2 separate regions of the Homo sapiens genome follow, and region 2 is linked to region 1. A link is a loop called in an ENCODE intact Hi-C map of the cell type or tissue named here. Cell type or tissue: HepG2. All regions are shown on one strand. Links, peaks and the distances in the headings refer to the core of each region. The heading gives the core; the rest is flanking DNA.

Region 1 (2,804 bases), core at 12-2,511:
ATTTTTTGAGTGTACCCATTTAATCAAAGTAAATTAATACAAGCACACAAGACCTTAGGCCCTCAAACAAATTTCTTGTTCAGTTATCTAGGCAATCTTTTCAAATTCCTTCTTTTTAGTAACTCTTCAGATCATTTGTTCAATAATTTATTGAGCCTTTAATATGGAAAATGAACTACTGTGTGATAGGATATTGCCATAAGAAATAATGGTCCATACATTCTAATGACTGAGGCAGACCCTTCTTTGCTTCTTAGAATCTATTCTTAAATGTAACTCTTCACATCTTCAACCTATCTCTCTCCACTGGTTCCTTTCCAAACACTGTTAAGTATATGCTATCCAAACAAGCCAAAAACCAAAAATCAAATGAAGCCAAGACTCAAAACCAAAAAGCAAACTTTATTTTAACCTGGTTTCTTCTATTGAAGCTACACCCAATTTAATCTCCCTTCTCAGCCAAACATATTAACACCAAAGTTCACCCTTACCACACCTCTTTTCATATTTACTTTTACCCATTTATCTGCCATACTCTTGCAATTTTCTACCTCATCCCTACTCTGTTAACTCTATGGCCTGTTTGGCTTTATTTTACTTGCCCTCTCAGTAGTCCTATCAGTAACACTCCCCTCTCTTGAAGAACTCTCTTCTGGATTCCTTTGGTTTCCTGGTCACTTTTCTCACATAATTTTTCTCGACCAACAATTCCTCCTGTTACCTTACTAGTCATTTGAATGTATAGTAGAAGCAATTAATGTTACTTACGCAACTCACTCGATTAGAGGAGGCTCTCCTCTTCTCTGCAAATCAGATCAACAGAAGCCTCCCTGTCCTTCCCCTCCACACTTCAGGGCTGAAGACTGGCACATAAGCTAATCTCGAGTAGGTATGTACATGTCAATTGAGCTGTGTGCTTAGCAGAGACAAGTGGTTTATTCTAAGACTGTTTATGCAATTCTTGCTGTTTTCATTATGTAATTTAACCAAATATTATGCAAACTAAGAAATATGAGGCTAAAAAAGAGTTATTTCTATGAAAATTAAGGTGAATGCTTTGGAAAAGCTCCATGATGGCTGATAGCTTAAAGAAAAATTGCAGTCAAATTAGGTGAGCACCAAGACCAAGAAAAAAAAAATCCTTTACATTTAGATGTATTTTACATTGACATTACCTTACCATCCACCACTCAATGAAGCTGAAACTGGAAACTGTGAATGGTGTTCTATGGCTAAAAGACAAACCTAAGCCCTAACCAACAACAGGTCCACCCGTAAAGCAGAGGCCTTGGGTCCCACATTAAAAGAGAATTCAGTGAAAGTACAGTGATATGTTTCTTATTTTATTCTTTATTATTTTTATTCTTATTTATTTATTTTGAGACAGGGTCTCGCTCTGTCACCCAGGCTGAAGAGCAGTGGCACCATCAGGGCTCACTGCAGCCTGGACCTCCCTGGTTCAAGTGATCCTCCCGTCTCATTGTTCTGAGTAGCTGGGATTACAGGTGTGAACCACAATGCCTGGCTAATTTTTGTATTTTTTTGTAGATACGGGGTTTTGCAATGTTGCTCAGGCTGGTCTCCAATTCCTGGGCTCAAGCAGTCTGCCCGCTTTGGCCTCCCAAAGTGCTGGGATTACAGGCATGAGCCACTGCGTACGGCCCATTTATATGTTTTAAGGTGTCTTTGCATCACTTTTATAATTTTTGGCTTTAACTGACTTCACTGATTAACCGATCACTTGTCTCAATTACCTCAAGAGGCCACCTTCTCTAGAAATATCTTGATTGCATCCTTAGGCCTATTCTTTTCCTGTTCTGCTCTTTCCCTGAGCAATTAAATTTCCAACCAGAGCTTCAATATAGTCTTTAAACAAATTAATACAAAGTCCGCAAGCTCTTTGAAATGAGGATCCCTCGTTTATTCATCACTGCATCACCCATCTTGCACTCTGTCCTTGCACTGTGCCTTGCACACAGTAACTATTTTTAAAAATGTTGAGATTTAAACTGTATTTAAGAATTAGTTATAAATTACAACCCAAGAATTAGAAGTCAGTCTTGAATGAATGTGTCACAAGAACATTTCTTTGTTTTGCAATCATAATTTACCCCTTCTCAGCAACTAAAGAAGCTCGCTTGACAAGTATAATTGGAAAATTATCATTTTAAATTGGGTAGCTGAAGCTTAATTTTAAAAAGTAAATGGTAGTTTTTCTGAAAAGTATGAAACTTTCTGAAGGTAAGCAAATGGTCCAATCCATTTTAGGTGGACAATGACAAGTACCACTACGGCACTGAGTTTTACGTAAAGTGAGAAGTTTCGCTTCTCAAGTGTTGTGGATTAATTTCTTAGGCAATTTTCTCTGAGCATTGCAGGAGAGCTATGGTTATCCTTTCCATTTTACAGATGAAAGAATTAATGGTCCTAACAGTTACTTACTCTTGACCTTCAAGATCATTTGTAACTTCAATGGAATTTGTGCCTTGATGCTACACATCTTGAGTCATCTTCTAAATTCTTCTAAGGCTCGTTAGAATTGTGCAGGAGAATCAGGGACAAACTAGCAAAAAGTCAAGCCACAGTTGTCACTTATCTACTCTGCAGGCAGTCTAGAATTATGCCATTGGAGTTCAGTCTTTTCATTTAATAGTTTCTCTCAAAATTGTTGGGTAGAAGACTAAGTTAGTAATTCAGTTTTAATATCTTCCTGTTAGTTAACATACCCAGTTTTCTTTCCTCTGATTAAGCAGCTAAAGGAAAGGAAGAGTCATTTTAGATTAGGCTACTTTGTCTTGAAGAAG
Region 2 (2,804 bases), core at 70-2,569, 290 kb after region 1:
CCCAGCTACTCAGGAGGCTGAGGTGGGAGGATCACCTGAGCTCAAGAAGGTTGAGGTTGCAGTGAGCCAAGATCGCACCACTGCACTCCAGCCTGGACACAGGGTGAGACCCTGTCTCAAAAACAAATTCTTTTTAAGTTTATTCTTGTAATAAATAAAACATAAGACAATAATCTAAAGTAGACGTTCCAAGAAAATTGACAACAGCAGCAGAGAGGGAAAAAGTGCAAAGGCCACATACGTGCTAAAAGACTTCAAAATCTGATTGAGTAAAAGAGTAAGGAGAATGGGATCCAGCAGACTAGTGCTATTGCATTTATTTCAAAGACAGCAAAGATTGAATGCAACGTTTGGATTCCCATATCATGATTAACTGCTACATGAGGGATAGCAAATGTCTACACCTGTAAATGAGACCTTAAGACAATCAGCCTTCAGAAAAACACCATCCCATTGGATACATAAGTAGAAGAAAATGGACAAATAAGAAGGCCGGGCATAGTGGCTCACACCTGTAATCCCAGCACTTTGGGAGGCTGAGGCAGGCAGATCACTTGAGGTTAGGAGTTCAAGAGCAGCCTGGCCCACATGGTGAAACCCCGTCTCTACTAAAAGTACAAGAATTAGCCTGGTGTGGTGGCATGCACCTGTAATAGCAGCTACTCAGGAGGCTAAGGCCAGAGAATTGCTCGAACCCAGGAGGCAGAGGTTGCAGTGAGCCAAGATTGTGCCACTGCACTCCAGCCTGAGTGACAGAGTGAGACTCCATCTCACAAAAAAGAAAAAAAAAGAAAAAAAAAGAAAAAGAAATCACATCACAGGTACTAAGGGGAAAAAAAGAAAATGAAGCCTTTTTTTCTTGAGACAAACTTCAAGCAGTCTCATTAAAATAAAATATAACCAGAAAGTGGTCTAAGCAAGCATGTGTCTGCAGCCACAAAATCTTAGAAGTAGATCAGGTCATGCAGAGAAACAGGCGATGTCATGCAGTAGACAATCAAGACCATCTTTCCTGCTAGGCCATACACTCTTCAAGGCCTGGACTTTGCCTGTTCTACTTATCTTATGCACAACACCTTGCACACTGCCGGGTACCAGGTATGCACTCAGATATTTGATAAATTGAATCAGAATGCAAAGGGGTATGAAGGAGACTTACACTGATGAGCTTGTCTTGTTGGTTAGAGAAAAGTTAGCTATTCTCTCAAACAATCAAGCAAAGGCAAATAGTTTTTTGTTTTTAAATCTGCTGGCACCAAGCAGCCTTTTCCTTCTGGCCACAGCAGACAGTGCTGCCAAATGACTGGTCCTACTTTCCTCCAGGCAGCATGAGGCCAGGATTTTTACAATGGATGAGATGGGAACAGGGCCAGTAAACCCTAGGTTCCCCCAGAGAAGAACTGGGCAATAATTCAAGCTCTTCTGAAAAAAGCAGGGCAAGACTACAAAGGCATTCATTCAGTCACTTAGTAAATATTTCTTCAGTACCCACTACATATGCGGTATTGTGCAGGGCACCAAAGGCTCTAAGTATCTGAGATTAACATCATGCTTGCAGGATAGCCATCATGCAAGTGTAGGCCACTACTTCCTCTGTGGCACTGTTCCTAAATTCAGCCAATTTAAATAGATTTCTGCGTCATGAACGGCATGCTTAAAATAACAAAATGACGAGAGTATTATAACAGAACCCTAGCATACCAAAAGTGTCTCTGTGCTTTAGTTGCCAAAATATTTTTAGCTTCAGCCCCACCCATGAAATTTATAAAAGTTCCTAGAATTTGAGTTCTCTTACGATAGGAATAATGTTTCTTTGTTTGCTTTTCTGGATAGATTTTTTACAAAACCAGCAAACATTCATTTATTGGTTCATTCATTCATTCATTCATGTGCTGAGCACCTACTATGAGCCAGATGCACCAGGTATACTATGATGAACTAAATAGTTCCTTCCTAATGAGAGGAAAGCAGACATCAAATAAAAGAACAATAAAAAAGTGAATCAATAAATGACTACAATTTCAGGGTATAGTAAGTATAACTAAGCTAACAAGATAAGGTGATATGTTGGTTAGTGACTGGGGCAGCGAAGAGGAGCTATTTGACACAGGTTATTCAGAAAGGTGGGTCTCAGAGGGCAAATCTTAGCTGAGAATGAAGGAATACAAAGGAGCCAGCCACTGGAAGAAATAAAGGGAGAGTATTTCAGATGGAAGGAAAAGCTAGTGCAGAGGCAGATACAAACTGGGCATGCTTAAGGACCCAAAGAAGGGGCTGTGTGGCTGCAGTGGGGAGGGCAGGAAGTATGAGAGAAGTCCCCATGCTTGTAGCCAGGTGGGGTACAGTGAAATTTACTCACAACACTCACCCACTCGGTATCTACCCTGTCCCCCACCACAAATTCTCTTCTGTGTTCTGGGGACAGAAAGATGTCTATGCTTTTGAATAGCTCTGAGCTCAGAGACAAGTATGTAAACAAATAGTCTAGGAGAAAATGAAACGTGCTAACAGAGGTGTGTGCAAAGTGCTACCAGATTCCACATAAGGAAAAGTAAACCATTTAGGAAGGAAGAGGAATGTCAGGTCAAACGTCTCTGATGTGTCGACCTTTCAACTTGCTCTTAAACAATTAGTAAGAGTGAAAAGTCAGAGAAGGCAAGATGGACATTCCAAGCAGAAGATTCCATTTGTAAAGTGAGAGAAACTTTACATCCCCAGTGGGGATCTCTTGAAGGTCCAGCTGGAGCCTGAGCTATGAGGAGGTTGGGGAGTAGGAGAGGACATAATTTTAAGAGCTTTGACGA

The links. Hi-C counts contacts between places; a loop is a spot of excess contacts. Peaks named below come from ENCODE experiments on the same cell type or tissue, not always from the same donor. Only the 100,000 strongest peaks of a DNase experiment are listed, where the experiment ranks them.
Region 2: it touches region 1 in a loop (9-fold over the local background); 2 of 110 quality-filtered maps call a loop at or near these places.

The regions. Positions count from the first base shown.
Region 1 is chr3:168,100,991-168,103,794 of GRCh38, reverse strand. No RefSeq gene overlaps it. Among named protein-coding and RNA genes, the nearest start is that of GOLIM4, 6.5 kb to the right of the region's middle. In HepG2, for the core only: no CTCF peak of the experiment used is centred there; no DNase peak of the experiment used is centred there.
Region 2 is chr3:167,813,376-167,816,179 of GRCh38, reverse strand. All of the region lies in intron 6 of SERPINI1 (serpin family I member 1), which reads right to left. Among named protein-coding and RNA genes, the nearest start is that of SERPINI1, 79 kb to the right of the region's middle. RefSeq lists a silencer at 1-73. In HepG2, for the core only: no CTCF peak of the experiment used is centred there; DNase peaks (open chromatin) are centred at 1,479 and 2,509; H3K4me3 peaks cover 546 bases.